2 separate regions of the Homo sapiens genome follow, and region 1 is linked to region 2. A link is a loop called in an ENCODE intact Hi-C map of the cell type or tissue named here. Cell type or tissue: PC-3. All regions are shown on one strand.

Evidence for each region. Hi-C counts contacts between places; a loop is a spot of excess contacts. Peaks named below come from ENCODE experiments on the same cell type or tissue, not always from the same donor. Only the 100,000 strongest peaks of a DNase experiment are listed, where the experiment ranks them.
Region 1: it touches region 2 in a loop (2.8-fold over the local background); 3 of 110 quality-filtered maps call a loop at or near these places.

The regions. Positions count from the first base shown.
Region 1 is chrX:23,341,253-23,349,252 of GRCh38, forward strand. The region is part of intron 1 of PTCHD1 (patched domain containing 1); the gene reads left to right. Among named protein-coding and RNA genes, the nearest start is that of PTCHD1, 10 kb to the left of the region's middle. RefSeq lists an enhancer at 3,462-3,961. In PC-3, no CTCF peak of the experiment used is centred here; a DNase peak (open chromatin) is centred at 3,219; H3K27me3 peaks cover 1,752 bases.
Region 2 is chrX:23,551,388-23,559,387 of GRCh38, forward strand. No RefSeq gene overlaps it. Among named protein-coding and RNA genes, the nearest start is that of PRDX4, 110 kb to the right of the region's middle. In PC-3, a CTCF peak has its summit at 3,103 (motif pointing left); no DNase peak of the experiment used is centred here; H3K27me3 peaks cover 2,602 bases.

The DNA of each region.
Region 1 (8,000 bases), 210 kb before region 2:
TAAATGACCACAAAAACTGAGCCTCTCAGGATTCACCAGACCTATAAAGCTCACAGGACAGTCAAGCATTGAACTGATGACTCCTTAAAAATACGAGAAGGAGAAGTAAGCTAACAGAAGTTATTTGTTTTCTACCTGAGTGTTTCCAGTCCCTTGGCACAAAAGCCAGGGAAATGTGAGATGCTGGTGAGCTGATCAACTTTGACTTTGTGGGATGTGCCATCTGGTACCTGATTTCGGGGCTCAGTGTGAGCCCCAAGTGATACTTGAGATAGGCTTAAAGCAGACCTTTGAAGTCACCTGCTTGATAGCACATCACAGCAAGCAGGCCTGTCTGCAGCACTGCCTGTGTCTCCGCCACATACCCGGAAGGCCACAGAACTACCGAGGAATCCTGCCAGACTGATTTAATGACCAGCAGGGGAGGTGAGTAATCGCTAACCTTTAAAAGACAAGAAAAGGAAAAAAAGAAAATCAACACCAGTTGTTATTTCTTACGGGAAGCCCTGAATAATATGTTGTGCTTGCAACTTCTGAATTCATATTTTGAACAAAAGGAGGCAGTGAGGAACTAGAAAAAGCTATTTTTATCTTCTTGCTCTCTAAGAAATCCTCTTGAGAATATTGTTTCTGCTATTTTGAAAGATCCCCATTGTTAGGTCTTCCACTTTAGGTTTAATTCATAGGCTTCAAGTACAGTTAAGATGATTTATGTAAGTGCAGTCGGTTATCTTGGGAGGTGATATCAGAAAAGGCTGATAGGGGAGTGGGGAAGTAAAACAGTGAGTAGCAGGAAGCCAATCAAGAGAGTATTATTAAGCAAGTGTCTACTGTGGGCAACTGGGGCTCAGTCTCACTAGGGAACTCTGGGAGACACTGTAGAATGTGTTGGAGAAATCTCAGTTGTGGATAAAGAAGCTGAATATTTTCTCCCCAACTCCAGCCATCATCGGCTGATTCAACTACATTTAGAAGCATTAAATTTCTGGCATTTTCATATGCTGTGTTTCTCCCTATATATATATATATATATATATATATATATATATATATATATATTTTTTTTTTTTTTTTTTTTTTAAAAGAATTGGGTACAGAGCTACAGGTGTTTGTGGCAAGCAACCTTAGCATGGAGAGGTGAGTGTGAGCTGAGACTATATGGGTGGGACCCTGAGAGCATCTGCCCTAAGGGTCTTATATTCATCTAGAGTTATACATCGAGAGATTTAGTGCCCCGTTTCTAGGGAATGGATATTCATCCCTTTACTCAACAAGATGGCTATGACCCTGTCTCCATGAAGCTTACAGTTAAGAATCATCCAGCATAGCTATTTAGTTATTCCCAAGTTTGACAAGTGCCAGTGGATGCTGGTAAAGATGACTCCAAACAGGGCCTAGACACCAACAGGATGTGTGGTTTTAGATGCCAGACCTCTACATTTGAGAGGCACATATTCATTCTCACCTTTATGAATACAGAAGTCTGCAGGCCCCCATCTTCACACATCTACTTTTGTTGTTCTCCCTAAAAGTGCCCTCCCTCCTCTCTTTAAGGACCAGTTCACATGCCTTCTACTTTATGAGGCTTTCTCAGATTCATGGCTTCTTCTCTCCCTTAAATCTATTGGGCTTTCATTCTTATACACATTCTTTAATGCAGAGCTGTAGACTCTTATGTAATTTGCTATATTGTCATGTGATCGTTTCTCTTAAGAGAGGTAATGAACTCTTCAGGGGCAGGAACAATGTCTGACACTGCCAGATCTCTCCTAGAGCCTAGCATAATGTGGAGTTTGCAGCAGGTGCTTAATAAATTGTTACTGGTTTATAGCTTGTAAGATGGAAAATGTGCTCTGCCTCCCTATTGATTTATTTTGGTCAAATATAATTTTGCCTGGTAGCATGACCATGTGATTTCTTGTGCTCTATATTCATTTTTCATCTTTGACAAATCTTGGTTTCAAACTTGTTGATAAGCAATAAGCATCCATTCTGTTTCCAGATCTGCTGCCATTTATATGAGGAGAAATTCTTGGAAAACCAAATATCTGACAACCTTCTCTGGTCCAAGTACAGTTTGGGAGGGTATGAACTTGACCTCAGTCCCCAATCAGTGGTGCATTTCCATGTGGGAGGGTGGATCCCTGTGCAGTTCCCAGTGAGCACCCTGGAACCCAAGTCCCCACACTACACATTCCCTTATTTACTTAAAGAAAAGTCTCAAAACATTGGCCACACCCATATTCAAATGTAAATAGGAAACACACTTAAAAGAAAACATCAAGGACAAGTGGTTTTCCTGACCATAGCACCAGTGTTCAGGAGATCACCATTCTGATGTTGCTTAGTCCCACTCTTCTTAAAAGTTAGCCCAGAGGAACAGAAAGTATTGTTCTAAGAGGCAAACTTAAAAGAAAATGATACTGGTACAAAATCAGCATATTTCTGTGAGTTTAATGGAAACACTAAAACTGCTAATTTTTCAGCGTGGAAGATAAAGATTCCTTTACCCATTCCTCCATGAGGCTCTCCTGCTGTCACTAATACCATGGCTTTGTCAATTCTTTCTAATTGTCTCAAGAAAAAATAATGCATCTCTGCTATAGAGCTGTCATTATAAATGCTCAAGAACATTTTGTGATATTTATACCTTAATTGTATGAGGTTTGAGTTGTTGGATTTTGTTTTTGGTCTTGTGGTATAGGCAAGTAGTCCTACTGAGTAAAGATTGTTTGATTGCTCTCAGACTTTCTAACATGCACACACGTCACCTAGGCATCTTGCTAAAATACAGACTGATTCAAAGGGTCTGGGGTGGGAACTGCAAGTCTGCATTTCTAACAAGATCTGAGGTGATGCTGATGCTACAGATCAGCAGAACACACTTGGAGTAGCAAGGCTCAAATTTAACTGTTGTAAACAGAAAACTGGATTTAGAATCAGGAAAGCCAAGTTCAAGTTCCAGTTCTCCTAAGTATGTATCTTTGGGCAAGTCACCTAACCTCCCTGAGAAACACGCTCCTTATTTGCACTGGGTGTAATAGCATCTCTTTCACCCACTTAAGGTAAAGATAGAATGAGATAAAGTATGTGAAGGCACTGTGTAACCATAGCCTTCTGTAAAGTGTGTTATCATTATTACTATTTACTTTGAAAATGACTGCTATTTCCTCACATGTGCCAGCTCTTTCAAAGCCATTATTGCCTGTTGAGTAATACACATGTAGCCACTTTTTTCTTTGATCCAACAGGCAATAATGGGTGCTCAAGCTACATTCAATACTCATATTGCCAATTTGTTGGTCTTTAATGACTCCATCTGAGTCATTACAGACAATTGGATTCAACCTACTGCTGAGCATGCAGCTCCTCTACCTGCAGAAAGTTCTTAGGCAGGCAGAGCTGCGGATGGGGATGGGTGCATTGCATTCCAGCACACCAACGTGGTTCCTCTGGGCTCAGAACCTACTCTTCATGCCTGATGGGGCTTTGCACACAAAAAAAGCCTTCACTTCCTGCCCAGGGAAGTGCCTTTTGAATTAAAGGTTCTGAGAGGCTGCGGGCTCTGGTTTCAGGGCTCTCCTCACCACATCTCACAGCACAGCATGCCAAAGAGGGATTCTCCAGTGATTTAGGTGAGAACGTTGATCATTCTCCTCTCTTACTGAATTTACATGACTACAGTGTTTCCCTGGGAAATCTCGTCCACATAAGTAGATCTGCAAGCACTTCACAGGGAAGAGTGTCATCAGAATTGCCAGAGATCAGGAGCACCAGGCAAAGTGATAATTGTAAAGTCCTTTGAAACTGGAATGTTGCGAAATTTTGCAGACTGTGAATTTTGATCATTTAGTTCAGTGTGCTTCCCCACCTACCCCTTTAGAAAATTGCTTTTTATAGGATCCCAAAAGAAATCCACAATTATTCAGGCTCCACATCAAATCCACCAAAGAAGATTCCTCTGCCTAGCTGGTTCTCTATCCCTAATCTCTTCAAACAAAATTAACCTCTGTGTAAGTGAGGGTTAGCAGTACTTCTCAAACTTTGTACTTCTGAATTCCCTGGGAATTTCAGCATGCAGATTCTGATTCAGTAGGTCTGAGGCAGTAGCCCTGACATTCTGCACTTCCAGCAAGCCCCCAGGGATATTGATGCTACTGGTCTGCAGACCACATTTTGAGTAGAGCAGTAGATTAGTGGATCTAAGGAACCTTGCTGAACCTTTGTATATCCTGACTACTCAGTTCTATTTAATTGCCTCTGTAAGCTAAAGTAGTGGCTCTCCAACTTGAGCAGATAGGCATTGGAGAACTTGTTCGAAACAGATTGTGGTCTCCACCCCAGAGAGTTTCTGAGTCAGTAGGTCTGGGGTGGAGCCTGAGAATTTGCATTTCTGACAGGTTCGCAAGGTGATGCTGTTCTTGCTGGTCTAGGGACCACACTTTCAGAGCCACTGCTATAAAGTATCCTAGAAATTAGCTACCAGGACTACTTCCAAAAATGCAGTCTCTCTCTGTGGAATCTGGCCAATAAGATACAAGCAGGATGAAAAAGTTGTTTGCTCAGCACTTAATTCTGAATGATGCTATAATAGCTCTTCTACAAAGGGTATTAAATAAATCTGAATATCTGAAGTTTGCACTGTAAGGCAAGCATGTTGAACAGAGGGCCGTACTCTACTGCCTGTCTCCTGGTGTTGGAATTCAGGAGAAAAGGGCTGAGTAGAAGAAAGGACACCCTGAGATGGAGGAAGAGAGATACACCTCCCCCACAATACACACACACCATGGATGTCGTTGCTACCATCACATATGGGATTGCCAAAGCTTTCGTTCTTCCAAAGCCTTCCCATACAGGGTCATCTGCCATTTGCCTTTTCCAGAACTTCCTTTAAAGCAAATCAGATGGTACAGCAGGCACAAATAGGAGCTACATGCTGCATTTCTGAGACAGGGTCCCAGTACTGTGGTTCTGTTAAAGAACAAGTTACTCAAAACCCTTGTTAAAGAATGGTAAGGCAGAGTTTATTCAGCAGGAGCCACTGAGATGGTATAGGGACTACTGCAGTGGGGTTTTGCAGTAGGGGAGAGATCCGACCCACTCGGAATATGACAGGGAAGAGTGGGAATTTATAGCCAAGGAGCAGGATGGGGTCAGTGGATACAACATTATTAAGAGGAAACATCAGGGGGAAGGGGCAGATTCTAGCTAAACCAATCCGACAGGATTCTTGCTGAAAGCTGGCCAGGATGATCAGATATCATCTGAGAGATGGTCAGAGATGAATAATTTAGTCAGATATCTAGAATGATCAGATACAAAGGGTGGGGGATTATGGTTAAATGGATTTAGAAGAAGTCTTCCTAAAATTGGATGATGTAAAGACAGAAAAGGAAATCTGAATGCCAAGGGTTAGTTGGTGAGAAGGTTCAGAGGAGCCTGACTAGAGTTTGGTAAAGGAGAGTCGTCAGTTGTCAGAGGTGAGGTGTCCACAGGGAGGACCCTGGCAACTAATGTTCAGTGTCAATTACTGTTTGATGTCAAGTGCTGTCAGAGAGAGGTGACAGTTGCAACCAAAATTCAGTGGGTACCAGTTTAGGCAGAGTGGAAAAAGCATTGCTTTAGAACCCAAAGTTTTGTGTTTGAGGCTGTGAACTATTAATGTGTCCTTGATCAAGTCAGTCACTTAACCTCTCTGGGAGGTCTCAATTTCTTCATCTATAAAATGGGATCAACAATATTATCATTGTGAAATCCACCCAGTGTTCTCTATTAACAAATGCTTACTCTCCAGGAGAATGGACTTGCCAGAGCACGATTCTGAAACTTTATCCTAGGTTCTTTCCCATTTCAGCCCCCTTCAGCCTTTCTGCCTTACCTAAGAGTTGGTGGGGGGAGAGTCAACAGGGGTCAGGGATTCAAAGAAATCAATTTGAAGCACTACAGCCAGGGAAGGGAATAGAAGACAGGAAAAAACTATACCACTAGAGAAATACTTGTGAAGGTCACAGGTCTACTAAAAGACTGAGATTTCATTGGAAGATTATATAGCAATTTCCCCTTACCACACTTTACTACCACATCAGCAGAGCTCCAGTTTAATAATAGTGGATTACAGCTGAAAGAGCAAAAAGACACAGACCCTCTCTGAGGAGAAGTATGTGGGAAAATCCAACGTCAACAAGAGAGACAAAAACAAGGACAGTAGAGGAAATTAAAGCTTCTGGTACCTATAGCTACAACAAACATTAAATACATTCTGACCCCTAGATTAACATAAATCTTCCCTGTAAAGTCCTGTTATCTTAGTTCCTATTAACTGATATAACATGTCTAGCCTTGAAGAAAAAATTACAAGGCAAGCCAAAATAAAATATATATAGTCTGAAGAGACAAAGGAAACATCAAAATCAGACTCGGATATGGGAATTTAAATTCAATACCAGACAGGGAATTGAAAGTAACTATGAAGGCCAGGCGAGGTGGCTCATGCCTATAATCCTGGCACTCTGGGAAGCCGAGGTGGAAGGATAGCTTGAGGCCAGGAGTTCATAACCACCCTGGGCAACATAGCAAGACCCCGTCTCTACAAAAAAATTTAAAAAATATTAACAGGGCATGGTGGTACATGCCTGTAGTCCTAGATTCTTGGGAAGCTGAGACAGGAGGGTCATTTGACCCCAGGAGTTTGAGGCTGCAGTGAGCTTTGATCACACCACTACATTCCAGCCTGGGTAACAGAGTGAGATCCTGTCTCAAAAAAAATAAAGTAACAATGATTAATATGTTAAGGGCTTTAGTGGAAAAAGTAGACATCAAGACCACATGGGTAATGTAAGCAGAGAAGTGGAAACTTAGGATGAATCAAAAGGAAATGCTAGAGATAAACACTGGAACAGAAATGAAGAAAGGCTTTGATGAACTCATCAGTAGACTTAACTGCCAAGGAAAGAATCAGTGAGCTTGAATATAGGGCAATATAAACATCACAAACTGAAACACAAAGAGTTAAAAGAGAAAAAAAAAAAAACCCAAACGGAACATCTAAAAATTGTGAGACAGGGTTATCAAAATATATGACATACACATAATTGGAATACCAGAAGGAGAAGAATGAAGCAGAAGACGTTTGAAGTAACAATGGCCAAAAACTTTCTAAAATTAAAGACACCAAACCACAGATCCAGGTAGCTCAAAGAACACCAAGACAGATAAGTACTCATAAAACCACACTTAGGTGTATCATAATCAAACTACAGAAAACCAAAGACAAAGAGGAAATCTTGAAAGAAGCCAGGGTCGGGGGGACACCTTATATATAGAGGAACAAGGAAAAGAATTACATTAGAGTTGTCAGAGAAAAAACTGCAAGAAGAGAATGAAGATAAATAGTTAAAGGGTTAAAATGAAAAAAAAATCAACCTAAAATGCAATAGCCAGCAAAATTATGCTTCAAAGTGAAGGAGATATAAAGACTTTCTCAGACAGAAACTGAATGAGTTCATCGCCAGCAGTGTTGTCCCGCAAAAAGTGTTATAAGAAGTTGTTTAAGAAAAAGGAAAATTATATAGGTCAGAAACTCAGATCTATATAAAGAAGAGTATTAGAGAAGGAATAAATGAAGCTGAACTAAAATATTTTTATTTTTCTTACTCTTAATTGATCTGAGACATAACTTCATTTAAATCAATAATAGTAACAATATATTGGATGATTATAACATGGATAAGTGAAATGAATGGCAGCCATGTCACAAGGCATGTGAGGGAGGAATTGTGAATACCCTGTTATAACTGCACCACATATAAAGCAGTATTGTTTAAAGGTGAACTTAAATTAGGTATAAATGTGTATTGTAAGTGCTAGGGAAACCACTAAAAATTTTTTTAAAGAAGTAAAATTGATACACTAACAGAGGAGATAAAATGCTCAATTAAAACCAGAGAAGGCAGAAAAAGAGGAGGTAAAAAAAACAGGAACAAATGCAAAAACAACAACAA
Region 2 (8,000 bases):
TTGGAGCCTAACTACCCACCATCTCTCATCTTCTATTCCAACTTCAAAACCCTACTCAGATGTCAACTTCTCTATGAAGGTCTTCTAACCAATCTCTCTCCCCCAAAATTAGGTTAGGCCCTCCTTTCTCTATAGCATGTACCTAATACTTTTATCATTGCTAAAATAAATTATAATTTATTTGTGTATACATGCTACTCATCTAAGAAGATGAGCTCCATGAGAAAACAGATTATCTATTTTTCCTCTTGACACACTTAGCACTTGTTTTCAATCCCAGATGATGGATGGATGGATGATTAAAGTACAGAAGAAATCAATTAGTGAGCCAGTATGATAGTTTATTTTTCTAAACATTCCAACTGGATTTCCTAATAGTCCCAAATTAAAAAGTTCTTGCTAGCCACGATCATTTGAGTAACTGAAACAGCTATACTGGCATCTATTCTGACAATAACTTTAAAAGAAAAATAAAACCTTGTTATATATATGCAGCTTTGGGTAATAACCTTGAAAACATGCCATGAAATTTCCCCCATTTAAAAAAATCCCAATGATGAGCTCTCTGCCATAGTAATAAAATTCTGGTAAACACCGTGACCATTTATTTAGGAAAATGAGTTTGCAGCCTCAAGGGTTACATTCAAATGGAGAAGGAATCAATGCAGCCAAGAAGAAAATCCCTGCCACACTTAAGAGGACTAAAAACTTTATCACTCTGGAATATTCCAGGTCAAATTCAAGATGTACCATTTTTTGACATTTTAATAGGTGCAAATTAAGTAGGGTTATGGGCACATTTCACATAAAGTGAGATTTCCTACAATCAGACCACAATAAAACTCTTTTTCTCTAGTAAAAACTTAGATTTAAGAACCTTTATACTCCCATATACATGCACAATATTAAATGGACTCAGATGAGAGAACAGCAAAGCTAATCTGTGCAGATAAAAGAATGAGTCAAAGAAAGACAATAACTACTGTTGTTTTTCAAAGTAAGTTAAGTTTATTATTTCTGTTGTCTGTCATCATCAATTGCAATGAGGATATAGACCAGCAGTCTGGGAAATATTCTCTAATGAGCCAGAAGCCCCTGCTTGGCTATATCTAACTTGGACTCTGACCCACACTGACAAGAGAAACAAAATTTGCCTGAATATTTCAAACACCACAAAGATAATGAAAAACCTAAGCCAAATTTCAGTCATTGCCCCAACAGAGTTGATAATGTCATGCAGTGCTGACATGTTCTTGGAATTGTAAAGCAATAAAATTATTTGTCAAAATTGAGCCTTTTCTACATGTCTCAAATTGTGTCTTTTACATTTTTTTCCATAATTTCCTGGCTTCTTTGACAGCTTTAAATTGTACATAATTTTCATGTACGGTACGTTTTGAAACACATGGATGTATACACTGTGAAATGGCTAGATCAATGTAATTAACACGTATTACAGGAGGAATAAGTTCAAGAGAACTTGTACAACATGTTAATTATAGTTAATGATAATGTATTATTTTCTTGGAAATTGTTAATAGATTTTAAATGTTCTCACCACAAAAGTGCTAAGTATATCACATTGTGTTATTTTATGTCTTCCTACAGCTCAAGCAAATTTTACCTTTTTATATTTCTGAAGTCATTGGTAACCAAGTGCTTCAGTCAGCATCCCAACAGGTTGGCATACTCAAATTAGGTTAACTTGAGGAGAATTTATTTTAAAAAAGGAACTCTTTTAAGGAGTATGGGCAAAATGCCAAGGAACTAGAAGTATCACAGAGCTAATAATATAGGAGCAGTTACTAAACCCTAGGCCCAAAGGAAAAAGGGAAAGGAGTAGTTTCCAGAACCTAAAAGGAGAGAATAGTATGCAAGTGGACACCTTGAAAAGGTTACTGAACTTCAGTAAACGTTCTCAGACAGCCCAAGGTGACCTTACAGGGAGGGAGCCAAGGGATAAATAATTGATCTCACTCTCCTCTCTCTCTCTATCTCTCTCTCACCTATCACTGGGGCCCCCATGAGCAAAACCAACCTGGAAGCCAGAGAAAATAAGAGCTCCTTGATGAAGTTCATACAGATTAGCATCCCAGGCCAGAGAACAAGGTGAAGACAAGAGGAGAATGGCTCTGAAGGGACAAATTAAAGCTATCCAACACTCCATGTTTTATGGAGCAAGTTTCTTCTCCCATCCATCATCTACATCTATTTAGTGACTACTGCATGCAATATACAGTAAATTATAAGAACATGGTGAAGATGTGGGAAAAGGAAGTTGAAGATAGAGAGAGAGTCACAGAAAAATCTCCTACAGGAAATTAAAATTAAAACATGTTTCTAACCATGGCAAAACTCAATTACCATATCTACAAGTAAAAATCTACCCAAAGGGCTGTCTGTGGATCAGTAGCATCAGCATCATCTGGGAACTTGTGAGAAATGCATAATCTCAGGCTCCACCCCAGACCCACTGACTCAGAATCTTATTTTTAATCAAATCCCCAGGTGCCTATTATGCACATTAAAGTTTAAGAAGCACTGCTGTAAAGACTCCCTAAATTTACTCAGGGTAATACTAAAAGTTTGGAGTAATTAAAGCTAGTGGGATTTAACATGGGAAAGTTCAAGAAGGTGTTATATTTTAGAAGTTTATTAGAATAGCATTTTACTGAAAACATCATGTTTTTACATTTAATCGTAAAGTCAAATGGCAAATATACTTAATTAGTAACTGGATATATAATATTCATGAAATAATATTATCAAAACTGATAGTAAATATTGTTCCATTAATACAAAGTTCTTTGGGGATAAAAAAAAATTCTTATGCTACATAAATTCTCTAAGTTCTCTAAAGAAAGGAAAAATCCAGGCTATTTAAATTGGAAAGCTGCTGCTTCAGTTTTGTGCTTTGCTGTCATTCTCGACTTAATACTATTTTCCTTTCTATTTCAGGATCAACTCTGACACTTCATGGGTGTTCAGTAAACACTTTTTGATCGATTGAAGCCCAACTGTTTTAAAATTGTATGCTAAACTATAATAATAGATCAGCACCAAAATCTAGTTGCAGACTGTCTTCTCTACCTAAAGAACAGCACCATCTAGTGTTTGCCCAACAATGTTCCATCTTCTATCAAGTGTATCTTTACTAAGCCATATGAGAAAATTCTAATGTTAAAGTTAATCCACTGTGTCATACCGTTCTACCTTACTACATATCTAACAAAGTCTTAGAATAATTTAAGTTTGCTTTTGCCATGCATCAGTTCTAGCTTTAAAATAGCAGCAGCAGCCTGGAGCACTGGCTCAGGCCTGTAATCCCAGCACTTTGGGGATGCCGAGGCAGGCAGATCACGAGGTCAAAAAAATCGAGACCATCCTGGCCAACATGGTCATCTCTACTAAACATACAACAACCCCATCTCTACTAAAACTACAAAAATTAGCCGGGCGTGGTGGCGCGTGCCTACAGTCCCAGCTACTCAGGAGGCTGAGGCAGGAGAATCGCTTGAACCCGGGAGGCAGAGGTTGCAGTGAGCTGAGATCCTGCCACTGCACTCCAGCCTGGCGACGGAGCGAGACTCCGTCTCAAAAAAAAAAAAAAAAAAAAAAACAAAAAAAGCAGGAGCACTATTTCATACACTACGGAAAGACAAATTTACCTCAACATCTCAGTAGCCCAGCCCACATCTTCTTACTTCAATCCTTATCAACTCAGTGCATACCATCTGATTTCCCACTTCAAGAACCTATCGGCCATGCCTGAGGACTTTTTCAGGCCACCAAAAACCACCTTGCTGCTCACACTGCAGGCCAGACCTAGATTAACCCTGCCCTCAGAAGCCCCCAGCCAAGACTAATGAGAGATGATGCATAAACATCCCAGCTTCCTATCCCCTCAGGAGACAGGCTCTGTTTCCTAGAGTTTTCTCATAAGACGAAGTGCCAATCACTCACAACGGTGACTCTTTTGGCTGCCTTCTCTTCCCAGTCTCACTTTCCTACTCCCCTAGCAATGTTTCCCTCACCTCCAGATAAACTACTTGCACTGCATTCTTACGCTGCAGTCTGCTTCTGGGAAAACCCAAATTAAGACATTCTTACTGCACCATATCCCATCGAAAGCCATTGGCTAAGAAGACAAGTAGAGAAGAAGTGTTCCATGCCTGGTTCATCATTTGCTACCCTCCCACCACCCCACCCAGTTCACCAACCTAATATATAATCACGGCATCACAGGAATATTACATAACAGCAGAGACTTTGCTTTATTCACTGCTGTATTACAACACCTAGAACAATGCCCACAAATAGTAATTGCTCAATAAATATTTGCTGACTACAAGTTAATGCTGGACATAAATATATCTCTGAGCTTTGAAAGAAGAAAGTCACCAATGGTGACCAAGATTTTATGTACAAATATTAATTTATTCTCTTTTAATTTCCAATATTTTCTAATATGAAAACTTTTTTAGCAAAACTCAGATCTACGGATCCATACCTGATGCGCCAAGCCAGTCAGAATACCTGTCACTGGAATAAAAGTACATTACAAATCTAAGCATTTGTGAGTATATGAAAATTAAGATAGTTATTTTCGGGGCTCATGTTTTGCCAAATTAACATTTTAATAGATACTAATATTAGAAAGGAGCTACTATGAAAATTTTAATTTATGCCTAAAGCTACATGTGTTTTTCTAATTCCTTTTCCTTCTTTTCTCTACAAAATAAAACATGGTTTTCAATGGATTATGTCATCAAATTCAACGTGAACTTTAGATTTTTTTTAATATTGGTCACAATGACACATTAAAGTGTTCTAGCACATGAGATGTTTCCCTAATCAAAGGATATTGTAAGATTAATAGAGAAAAATGACTCAACTCTGAAAGTTTACACCAGGACAGGTTGAACAGATAGAGGATGCATTTTCTTTTACTCAGGACAGCTGTAAGGAATGCTAGATTCCAGTGACCACTCATCAGGGAAAGTGAGGTAAACAAGGATTAGGTAGTGCCTAGGAGATTTGGGCTCTCAAGGTGTGATCTATAGCCCAATTGTCACAGTCCAAAAAGTCCTCTACCCACATAGATACCAATAATCAAGGATTTGTACATGATGGGTAGAGTCTGACACATAGCATCTTCTTGGCTCAGGAGCGGGGTTGTAAGCCTGGGTCTAAGCATAACAGAGGACAGACATATGGCTACAGGGCAAGGGAAGATTGGCAAGGGTGGGCTCTAGGCAGATTCTTAGGACCTTAACTAAGCAGCCTAGCATGCAGAATAGGGCGGCTCAGCCCCTAAGAAGACTTTTTATGCAAACCAGGAATTAGAACAGGCCATCCTTGTTGAAGGCTGGGACACATGGCTCAGTGGGTGCTCTTAATCTGGTTCCAGGAAGACCTGAAACCAGGAAGAAACATATATTAATTCCAAATGCCCTCTGATGGGGATGAGAATCAGGTTTGGAACTCATGTTTACAGTAACTGAGACGAGCTAGGTCTAAAGGTTAAAAGCCATCACATTCTCCAGCTGGACAGAGACAAAAGGGCATTAGGAAATAGGTAGAAGGTGGCAAATTGCCTTTCTCCAGCTACTTTCCCCTAGATAAATCCTATAAAGACCTATATTTCTTTAAAACAAGGATTTAGCAAAGGGAATGGATTTAGGGTGAGAGATGAGTTTGATTGTTATTGTTGCAGGAATCAGAGGACCAGAGAGACCAATGGATAGAACAGGAGGATTTTATTTAAGTGGCCACTGGCCCAGTGGATTCACATCCAAAGGCTAGGCCCTGAACAAAGACAGGGCTTTACTTTTATACACACTCTTGAAAGGGAGTTGGCTAGTTTGAATGGCATGGTGGGAAGCCAATGGCGTGAAACTCGTGGTGCAAGCAAGCAGGCTTACAGAAGCAGAACAAAGGCAGTTATTCAAACAGTGACAGGTTTCGTTTCCCTAGCATAGCCTGTGACCTTGCAGCTGCGTCAAATGAAAAACAGAAACTTACAAAACTTGGGAAATTGAGTAATGGTAAGCGGGATGCAGAGATAGTAAAGGAATTTGTCTTTCCTAACCTTGCTCTGAGGGGGTGTCTGGGGCCCATTCCTTTCGGCTTTGGCTTTTCAGATAGTGTTATCAAAGCTTTGCCAGGGCTCTATCTATTACTGTCCTTGGAGTGAGTTAGCTAAGTACAGGAAAACTTGTTTGTCTCTTTTTAACTCCTGCTTCATTATCTTCATGAGGCCTGTTAAATTATTTGAGGATAAAGCACCTTCAGAGCCCACTGAGTTTCAGAGCTATGCTCCAGAACACAGAAGAATCTGTTACTCATATCTACTCACCCATCTGAACCTGATGGTGAACCTTTCTTCAGCTTTGTCCTGGGCTAGGAAATTTTACATTTTAATTTTAAAAAAGAATAGTACACCTTCCAAATTGCTACATATGCCCTGAACTGAATACAAATCAAAGGCTCATGCTGCATCTGGAAAACACACATTAATAGGAATGTTCATTTGTTTGGATTATTTCCTTCCACGTGATCTGAATGGGCCCCAAGCATTCCAGGATCACATCAGTCACAACTAAGGACTGTTCAAGGGCTATTCCTTCCAGTTTCATATAATGAAACCAGGTTCAAGGTCAACTTCAGGCAAGAATATACATGAGGCATCTTCTATGTAAAAGATATACACATCTCACCTTACCACGATCCATTTGCCCCTTTCTATCCCAACCAAGAAAGTCTGAGCTGGAGTTTTTCAAGTTAAAATGTCTTACTCTGACTTGGTTATTTTACTTTGGGTAAAAAAAGAGACACATTAAGAGCACATTTTAGAATGGCAGTGATAGAATTTTTTTACATTTTCTTAACGCATTTACGCTTTATTCTCTGAGTGCTAATAACTAAGGCATGATAATTTCCATTTGATTCCGCTTATTATTTCTCCTGAGTAAACAAGGTAGAAAATGGTAAGGCTAACCATTTTGGTCTATTCAAAATAAGACCAGGATCTCAGCCTAAGTTAGATTCTTATTAAAACTCAAACTCTGAACAGAAGAAAAGTTTAAAGGTTGAACAAGGTACGTCTCAAACCATGTCTCCCATCTTCAGCTTAGTCCACTGATATATCTAATGATCCAGACACAGAACCAAAGGAAATGCAGTCTACTCATTTGGGACAAGGGGAGTCAATTGGATACTACTATGGTCCAGGAGACTGAACTTGTTAAGGCAACTGTTATCAAGTACAGCAGTCCAAGACCTTCCAAGACCTCCAGTGGATGCCTGAAGTCTTTGATAGTACTGAACCCTGTATATACTATGCACGAATTTCTTTCCTCTTCACAATTTCATGGACGATTCATTCTTACCATGGATCTCAGTAACCTCAGCATATAATTTTTTTTGTTTCTTCATTAAGTTGAAAGCTTTCACCTTTTCACTTAAAGGAACTACTTTTTGGCTTCTCTTTGGCATATCCAAATTGCCAACATTACTACTTTTGCTCTCTGGGGCCATTATTAAGTAAAATAAAGGTTACTTGAACATAAGACCTGTGATACCTGACACTCCAACTGATAACCCATATGGCTAATGGGCAGGTAGCATACAAAACACAGATACACTGGACAAAGGGATGATTCATGTCCTGGGTGGGATGAAGTGGTACAACATGAGATTTCATCATGCTTCTCAGAATGGCATGCAATTCAAAATTTACAAATTGTTTATTTCTGGAATTTTCCATTTAATATTTTCAGACCGTGGTTGACCATGGGTAACTGAAACTGTGGAAAGCAAATCTGTAGATAACGGGGAATGATTGTATCCAAAAGCAATATGCTCATGGGAAATGTTACAACAGACGCTTCTAACTGTCCCCCTTCTCACTCATGGTAAGGGAACTCCTGCTTTTTAGATGGATTTATGGCATCCCCAATTTAAGACATTCCCATACTAGTCTGCAGGTAGGTGTGGTT